Regions from separate parts of the Homo sapiens genome. Here all the other regions are linked to region 3. The links are chromatin contacts, found by Hi-C or POLR2A ChIA-PET in ENCODE. All regions are on one chromosome and are shown on one strand. The core of a region is the stretch at or near the end of the contact, and the rest is flanking DNA. Distances in the headings are between cores, read along the strand shown. Region 1 overlaps CDK14 (cyclin dependent kinase 14). Region 2 overlaps CDK14 (cyclin dependent kinase 14). Region 3 overlaps STEAP2-AS1 (STEAP2 antisense RNA 1).

Region 1 (3,122 bases), core at 547-3,046, 560 kb before region 3:
CATTTTGTGGTAAAAAAATCAATATTATCTGCCCTGTGAAACTGACAGGTAGACATTGTGGAAATACACTGTAACTTACAAATCAATCATGCTGACTCCATAGGAAGAATCAAAGGCATGTAATTCTCTCTAAAACTTTTCCTAGTCTACAAAACAACAGTCCTATGGAATAGGATGCATCTAAGAGACAGTCTCCGCTTTGAGAGTTAGATTCTTATAAAGTGAGTCTCCTATTTTAAGTATGCAGAAATGGTCTGATCTGTAATTACTGTACACATAAATAAAGAATCCAAATGCCAAATATTTAAAGAGGTCAATAATAAAATTCTTCCCATCAAATAAGTAAAAAAAAAAGAATAATTCAGAAGGAGAGATTTTTGTTTATAATTAAAGTGGAGTCCTTTGTCTTTTTTTCCTTGCAACTTTATTAAATCATCACATTTAAATAAAGATACTGGATCAAACCAAGGTGTAGTCAACCTTAAACATTATCTTTGGCTTTTTGATGTCAGGTGTGTGGATGGATGAGAAACAGCTTTATGGGACAACTATTCTCTGCTTATCGCTTCCCTACTTAGAGTGTAGGCTTGAGATACCACTTTAGAGACGTGGAAATACAGAGGGCTAATCAGCAATTTCTAACAGACACTAACTGCATAGAGATGTGAAATTTAATGAGATGATGTTAACACTTTTTTAAAAAACTGAATAAAAGTATAGAGAACCGTCAATTATCTGGGCCAGCGGAGGGGAACACTGACATGGATAATGAAAAGTGCACATAATGTTCCAGCTGAACAATGTTTGTCACCCTGCCATAGAGGTGTTCTTAACCCTTGACAGCTCTAGTTCATTGTCTGTGTAATAATAATAACAACTAGCTAATATCAAGTAATTATGTATCAGACCTTAAGCTAATCATTTTATATGTATTACATAAACTTAATCTCTATAATACCACCATGAGGTTGGTTCTATTACTATCCCCATTTGAACATGAATAATTTATAGACTGGAAAAATAAAGTAACTCATCTAAAATCCTATAGTTACTGGCAGAACTAGAATTCAAGCCAAGATTATCAGAATTGAGAATTATTTTCTTTGTTACTATTACACTGGTGGAATATTCACACAGAGTCCTAACCCTCACCCACATAGAGGAAATATTAAACATGCTTCGGTCTATCTTCTATTGAAACCCCACTCACAGAAGCAAGGATGGGTGTCTGAACTGCAATTTTTATAAACTTCATGAGTATACTTCAGTGTTCACTGTAATGATACCCTGATATCCAGTAAGAATGTCCATAGCTTCATACTGACTTCATTGAAAACTGATTTTAACCCTCACACATAACCCCTTGCTTAAGATTGTTGAGTACCCCCTGAATTGAGGAAAACCACAATGGAGAATCACTTCTCCAGCACATTATACTGTAATTGTGAGAGTGGGTATGAGGGTGAGAGAGGAAGGATTCAATCAGAACCACGTGACTCCATTAAATAAGGATTTAAAGTCAAACCTGACTGGGCTAATTTTTATTTTGCCTTTGATCTCCAGAACAAGCTTTATCACCCAGCATTGATAGCCCTATTACAGCCACACTAAGGTAATGCATCATTGATAGGTAACTTGGTTATAAAATAGATCTAGGTGCTGTGCAGAGGTATGGATCCAAACACCACACATGGTAACAACCTGTCAAGGGGGCTTGGTTCTAATCTGGGAATTTTCCACTCCCCAGAAGAGGAAGTAACGCCAAGATGACACACCAACCACACCTTAAGAACAAGTATCTAAAAACAGAAGTGAAACTCTCATTTGCAGGTTTGCACCCTCCTCCCACATCTCCCAGATTAGGCCTGCCTATCATGGGATATAGATTTTTATGGTGATGAAAAGAGGTAAATTTGGAGCAATTTGTGGAATGTAGAGAGGACCTTAACCTAAATATGAGTTTCTGAAAATATGCCCTCTTTAAGATCAGCTTATGACAGCATAACTCAATGAAATCCCTTCTAAATTGGTCCAGCAAGACAGGAAATCTCCTGTAGTACTCCCAAGAACTGCAGCTACTGAGGAGCACAGCTGGGTTAGAGGAGGTGGCAGGAATAGGGGAGGGAAGGTTTGTCACATCAGTGACGGTATTAAACACCACACAGGAACTAGTCCTAGGAAAAGTGGGCACTCAATATACATCTGAAACAAATTTAAAAACCTCTTAAACACCCTCTTAAAATATACCACTATAAATAAAACCTCATTCTTTATATTTTGCGTGAATTTTAAAGTGCCACTATCTGAAGAAAAAAACCAATCAGCCAGTTACATTAGCATGATGGCCACTGAGGTCAAGGCATTCTTGGTTCCTTGATTTCAGTCAAGGCTCCTAATATATAATGGCCTGTATGTGAAGAGCATATAGATGTATACGGCTGGGAAGGCATGATATTTTAAAATAGTTTCTACCACAGTATTTCCAAAAAACAATGCTTTCCTCATTAAAACAGTGGCTGCAATGCCACACTTCTATCACATTTTCCTTCCTTTTCAGCTCTACTCTTGGAGCCTATAAAAGATAACTAATATTTTAAAAGAAATAATGATAAAATAAAAGTATGACATAAATCATGGTGACCCTTAAGGAAACAGGGTCTTCCTTTGATGCTTATCAGTCATTGTTACATCCTCTAAGCATTGTTAAAAATAACACCCGTGTCTATAAGGCTCCCTTGTTTTCCCATGCTTCCCATGGGAATTAACTGATCAAATCTTTACACTGCTGCAGGGGATGTAAAATGGCGTTATGCAAAAAGTGTTAATGTTTCCATTTTCTGCCCAATTCAGAATCCAGTGGAAATTAACCTTTCTACCAAAAAAAAAAAAAAAAAAAAAAAACAAAAACATAATAAAGTACCCCTTCTTATCACAACAGGGGAGAGAACAAAAAGGCAGCAGACAGGATTTGCTGGCAAGATGGCCAAATAGGAACAGCTCCCATCTGCAGCTCCCAGCGAGATCAACACGGAAGGCAGGTGATTTCTACACTTCCAACTGAGGTACCCGGTTCATCTCACTGGGACTGGTTGGACAGTTGGTGCAGCCCACGGAGGGCTAAA
Region 2 (3,059 bases), core at 498-2,997, 540 kb before region 3:
CATATGGATATTCATCTGAAGCGATTAATTTGGTCTACTCATTATTAACAGGAACTTGTTCATTTGCTGGCAAACTCAAACCTGAGTAAAAATTGTTAGAAATTCAAACAGTGTATGAGGCTCCAAAAGTCACAATTTGACCTACGATTCTAGCTTAGAGCTATGTAAAATCCAGACAACTGTCTACTGAACTCACAGCAGTGGATTTGAAAGAGCACAGCTTAATTCAGTTAAGGTTGGCATTCATTTCAAGTGAATTCATTCGGTCTGAAAATTGTCCCTTTGAATCACCCATTTTCTGGTGATCAGCATTTTACTGGGTTCAGAGTCTGATTTTCTCTACTACTTCACTCCACACTGTTAGTTGAAGGCAGACACTGGAAAAGAATTGGTTTAAAAGACTCCAGGTTAACCCACAGCAAATATGTATCATGCGTCAGGCTGTAGCTAGGTCATGCTCTTTTGATATTCATGAAAGGAATATCCATCACAGGTCCAATGCAAAACTATGAAATAAGCAAAAATCTTGACAACCTCTTTCATTTGTTTTTTTCCCTTTGTCCAATACCCCAGGAGGGCCTGATGGCTTTATCCTACTCAAAATCTGCTCCCAATATAAAAAAATCATCAGTCATTTATAAGTTTTTGAGCACTTAAATCGTAGTACTACCTCTCCCAGAATTATCTGAACTTTAAGCGTTACAGAACAACAAGTTTTCTCCCTTATAAAAGTAATTTCAGCTATTAAGGATAGATGTGCAAGAGTTTTGGGTAGAAGAGAGAGGTAGGAAGAATTAGAATCATTGCCACTAGAATCATAACCAATGATAACTGCCTTCATCTATAACTTAAATCTGTCAAATCTAAAAGTATGCTTTCCTCTCTTTGCTTGCTGTCTTCTCTATTTTCTCCCTAATAGTATGCGTGTGTATGTATGTGTGTATACACAGAGATGGCAGTAAGAGTGGCTACACAGAGCAAAGATATGTACACATATAGAAGGATATATGCAAGAATGTGTTTTTTACTTACAGCTTTGTTTTATGAGAACCAAGATCTTGCCTAAAGTCACCTTCAGAACATTATCTAATATACATGCAAACATACTGCCCATAGAAGTCAGAACTAAGTGCCTCAAGACAAGCCACTTAAATTCCCCAGATCTCAGTCTTCTCATCTGTAAAATGATACAGATCTGTTTTAGCTCTAATGTTCTACTATGAACTTTAGGCAGCAGTTTGCAGCTGGTAAATAATTTTAGATAGGTCAACTAGTAAAGTCTCACACATAAATTCACTTCTTTGTGCTTCCTTTGTGTTCCACTTTCCCTTAGAATTTTAGGATTTAGAAAGGACAAAGACAGGTACATACCATGTATACACTTCTCTTAATGTCTCCAGTCTTTTCAGATTTTCCTTAACTCTGACATCCTGGCACTGTTTCTCAGTGGTGGCATCCTGGGCATTTTGGCTGAAAATTATTTGGGTGCAGCATTTCCACAGCAGTACACGTTGTAGAGCATCTGGCAACCATGGTTCTGTGTACTAAATGCTAGTCCTGCCCTTATATCATTGTCACTGTCACAACCAAAAATGCCCTCACTACCAACTACATCATTTTTAGATTGTATTTTATAATTTGTTACTGAAATATATGTTATTATATATTCTTATATAAGCTACTGTAGAATTTGTTTTCAAGTGTTTGGTTTATTTTGGTGGGGTGGGGGGAGCTCCGTCTTTGCTGAGCACTGTTTCTCACGTGTTTGTATTTCCATGACCAGAGTGTAAACACCTTGAGCACACAAACCATATCTTCTATTTCTTTAGTGTTCCCAAAGCACAAAAGACCGGGCATGAAATAGTTCTGTTAATATTTACTCAATGATGGATTGTTTTACTAATTATAAGCTTTCCCCTTTAACTAAAAATAGGCCACTAAAAAAATTAGTCCTGAGAAACTACATTAAAAACAAGGTACCTTCTGAGTTGAGATATTTTCCAGTCATGAAAACACTTCACCAGATGTTTCCATTCATCAGAATTCAATGTCTAACATTGCGATTTAGTTTTAAAATGCTTATTTTTCTACTACATGGTTTCTTTGGCATCTGACCCAATTTCACTTAAATCCTGAATTCCTCAGCTAGTGGACACTGCTGAATGGAGGACTCTTGAGGACACCACATTCCTTTATGCTGCTTCAGTGACCTTTACGCTGCTTCAGTGACTGTAGTTTTGTTACATCCCTTACTGGACTTCAATGCTTGCCATCAATAGGCTTGATAACTGTTTTGCTAATTCTATTATGGAATATTAGGTAGTCTTTCCAGAAGCTTAAGCTTTGGTATATGTTGTTAAAATAATTTTATTTAGTCACTTTCTCTTCTGTGATAATTACACATTTCAGATGAGATACAGTTTTGTTTATAGGCTCATATAGGTAGATGCCTATACTTCCTGACTTCTATACTTCTTCATTTTGATGCCTATACTTCTTCATTTTGTCCAAATCATAATGATAAATTTAACGTAAGGTTTTAATGAGCACTCATAGCAAGGGTAGAATTACTAACAACCAGCCCTATTGTTAGTTGTCTGTATAAGTTTTTCAGAATGTAGTTAGCATTGTGACCAGAATTTCATCTGGAAAAGTTAACCCCTTGCTGCTTGCAGACTGGCAGCACGGGAATCACTGGGATCTCAGACCCACTGCAGTTCTACCAAGTCAGAATCTGAATTTTAACAAGATCCCTGGGTGATTTGTGTGCACCTTGAAATTTGAGACATGGTGCACTAAACCATGTAATGATATATTCTGCTGTTATGGTCCAATAAGAGATTGTGATTGTAGAGAGGGCAAATTTAGAGGGAAAATTTGTTTCAGTCTCTGTGTACAATGAGTGATAAAAATTTTACTACTCCTTCGGTAACATATTTTACTCAAACTTATCTCAAAAGTTCACGGTAGTTATCAGATAACTCAATATATTTTCAGCTCTGAAATAAAATGTGCAATAATATACATCCAATATGTTTATGAATTTAAACAACCATGGA
Region 3 (3,133 bases), core at 578-3,077:
AACAGATGTGACAAAGTCTGGAAGGGGAATTTTTTGCTTTGTTGTTGCGAAAGATGGGTAGGGGAGATGAATTTATTTTCGGGTTGAGACCCTTGATAACAATATTAAGAACAATGGCTGGTATTTACAAAAATGAATAAACTACCCCATAAAATAGTGAGTTATCTGTCCTCTGTCACTGTATATATTCAGGATGTTGGAAATTGGACGTCTTTTAGTAATACAACATATAAAGTCATTTCCAGTTAAGAGATTTGGTTACTCTGTTTCTACTAGTTGTCTCTCTCTCTCTCTCTCTCTCTCTCTCTCACACACACACACACACACACACACGAAGAAATTCTAAAAGTAAATGGAGACAATAGCCACAATCTTCCCTACCATAGACCTCTTAATAGTTTTCTCCCTGTTTCTCATTTGTTGTTTCATGTGAATTCTAATCTCTACTGGAGCATGCCCAAGGTATTAAGCCATTTTTGCCTTGCTGTAAAGTAACACATGAGACTGAGTAATTTATAAAAAAAGAGGATTAAGTGGCTCATGGTTCTTCAGGTTTTACAGGAAGCATGGTGCTGGCATTTGCTCAGCTTCTAGAGATCTGCTCCCATGTTCCAAACACCTCCCACAAGGTCCTACTTCCAACATTGGAGATTATATTTCAGCATGAGATTTGGGCAGGGACAAATATCCAAACTATATTCCCAGCATGGTGGGCAGGCTGGAACTAGGATTGGAGGCTTATGGTCACACTCAACTTTCAACTTTGCAAATTATTTCAGTTTCATTCTTACTCGATTCTATGCTGGGTAAAATTGGCCATCTCACAAAATGCTCAGAAAAACAAAAGGTGCTCTGGCAATGACAAACCCATGTGTCCTCCTTCCACTAGAAATGATTTTATGCCCTATAAATATCTTTCTCTATATTATCCAATATCCTTTAATTCCCTTTTTCCTCAATTTTCTTTCCTTTTTAAAAATTTATAATCTATTTCTTATTTCTGAAAAAAAACTTTTTCTTTAACATAATCGTGAAGCAAACAAGATACATCATTTGAAAAAACAAAACAGAAATGTAGAACAAGGAAGTTAGGCTAGATAAACACTAAGATTTCCTTTAGCTCATAAACTTAAATAATAAATCTTAGGCATTTTGTATTCAGCATCAATGAACTCCTTGAATAATAATGGAAAATATTTTTAATGATAAAATTATACAAACTATGTTTTTTGATGCTTTTTCATCCAATTGTAAAATTCTAAGAACATTTAAAAGGTATTTATGGGCTTGAAAAAACTGACATTCTTCTCTATTAAGTATCTTATTCATAAGAGGCCAAATCTTGATATTCAATAGAGTTTGTGCAACACAGCAAACAAGGAAGTGGAACAATGCAAAGAAAACAAATTCATCACTCCCCTGCCTCCCTTGCCCCACACCTTGGAGTCACTGAATACTTTTTCTTTGAAGTCTAGAAAAATCTCTTCTTGCATGATTTGATTGGTGCCTTCCCTAGATATTTTGCATTTACTTTCCCTGCATTCAGTTGAATATTTTCATGAAAAATAGAGCCTTGTTCAAAAACATTTGTTTTTGCAACTGTGAAAGATCTAGCAAAAGCACTGGTAATTTTAGTGATTTTCTAAAATCACACAGCAGAGTTTTTGTCATTGGAAATACACTACTGGAAATACAAAGTTTTCTTAAGTCATGTAGGAACATCAAAAGGACCAAGCTGATGCAATATTCACATAACAATTGTTTGATGAAAGCAAGGGAATTTCCAGTCAACCATTTCTAACCACACTTCACCTGGCTAACATTAGGGCTATTTGACTTTTTAATTCTATTTGCATTAAGAAAGGCAAGCCAAGAGAGAATCAAGAGTCAATTTGTTTCATAACTTTCCTTGCATGATGCTGTTCTTTTTCTCTGTTTCTCACTCTAGCTTCCCTCTTGTTGACAGTTCATCTCACATAGGCTGTTTATAATGGAGAAGAAATTATCTTTCAGGATAAAGGCAGAATGCCAAAGTGGGTGGCAAACTTTTGGCAGTATTCTGGGTTTTCTTAAACACAATGCACATTCTTTTTCCTTTATCCCCTTAGAAGCGAAAAATGAAACTCACCAACTTTTATGGAACAAATTTAGTTCAGCCTTCAGCTGACCTAGTGTTCTTTTTTTCTGTAGTTACCTCATGTAGAAGATTCTTGAGCATTCTTGTGTAAGATTATTAAAAAATATATTTTGCTCCTTTTTTTTTGGTATGACTTTGCAGTATACCAGTGTAACTTAACAATAAAATTCCTCTTTTCATGTCACAAGTTTGGTTGCCCTAGTTTAAAATTATATGTTGAATTATGAAAATCAAGCATTTATTTACCAAGGAGAAAAGAGAATTCTACTTTGGAATTGTTTATATAGGCTTAGTGTAATTTCCCACTCATATTTTTTTCCTAACAAGTGGTCTGGAAAGCCATTCCTCCTCTACTAGTGATATTATACAAATGTAAAGAAAATCTGAAATCATTTTTATTTTCACTGACTTCTCATGAATGAATCCCAATTTCTGTATTATTTGCTGAAAAGAATGAAAAGATTGATTTTGTCAAAATGCACTACTGTGAGGAAAGAAACGTGGTTTGCGATTGAATAATAGAGTAAAATACTGGCCTATATTAAAATAGTTGGCCTTAAAGAAAATTCGGAGAGACTAGATTTGGATTGTACATATAAAAACAATATGTTATTTCTCTAGCCTATGTAATATAGATTTAGAAAACTAGTTAAGTATAGAAAGCTTAGGCAATAATGGGCTATTTTGTAGTTGCATTTCAAGTTTTTGAAACAATTTTCATTAAGTTTCACATTAGATTTGCTTTTTGTTAAGTTAAAAAATAAATCTCTAAAAGGAAGAAATGGTGGCTGTTCACTCAAAAGCATATCTCACTATCTTGACTAGTCCATGGGATTTTAATAGTTATTCTGGAAATACTTTTGAAGAGGAACTATCAATGAAGTTTTGCTTAATTGTTAGGGCTGGGTATCTAAAAACTGAAGTGAAACCCAGAGATGGGTCAGGAAGTCGTAGTGGTGACTAACAGAGGTGACTAATGGAGGTGTCAGATTGTTC

What was found. A loop is a pair of places that touch in the nucleus more often than their neighbours do. ChIA-PET counts read pairs that join two places held with the same protein, here RNA polymerase II (POLR2A). Pooled maps may share reads with other maps.
Region 1: a loop to region 3 is called in a map with no recorded cell type, with 4 times the contacts of the local background. The contact joins two enhancer-like sites. A Hi-C loop is called at or near these places in 2 of 37 single-sample maps with no recorded cell type and 4 of 50 pooled maps.
Region 2: a loop to region 3 is called in a map with no recorded cell type, with 2.3 times the contacts of the local background. The contact joins two enhancer-like sites. A Hi-C loop is called at or near these places in 1 of 37 single-sample maps with no recorded cell type and 1 of 50 pooled maps. POLR2A ChIA-PET finds 5 or more read pairs at or near these places in 1 of 52 experiments (PC-3).

Annotation. Positions count from the first base shown.
Region 1 is chr7:90,736,130-90,739,251 of GRCh38, reverse strand. The region is part of intron 3 of CDK14 (cyclin dependent kinase 14); the gene reads right to left. Among named protein-coding and RNA genes, the nearest start is that of CDK14, 140 kb to the right of the region's middle. RefSeq lists an enhancer at 1,617-1,906. Within about 2 kb of position 1,796, at least 4 of the 41 ENCODE cell types and tissues checked have a DNase peak (open chromatin) inside an H3K27ac peak, as active enhancers do.
Region 2 is chr7:90,716,604-90,719,662 of GRCh38, reverse strand. All of the region lies in intron 2 of CDK14 (cyclin dependent kinase 14), which reads right to left. Among named protein-coding and RNA genes, the nearest start is that of CDK14, 120 kb to the right of the region's middle. Within about 2 kb of position 1,747, at least 3 of the 41 ENCODE cell types and tissues checked have a DNase peak (open chromatin) inside an H3K27ac peak, as active enhancers do.
Region 3 is chr7:90,179,110-90,182,242 of GRCh38, reverse strand. The region is part of intron 2 of STEAP2-AS1 (STEAP2 antisense RNA 1); the gene reads left to right. Among named protein-coding and RNA genes, the nearest start is that of STEAP1, 26 kb to the right of the region's middle. RefSeq lists an enhancer at 1,510-2,011. Within about 2 kb of position 1,827, at least 9 of the 41 ENCODE cell types and tissues checked have a DNase peak (open chromatin) inside an H3K27ac peak, as active enhancers do.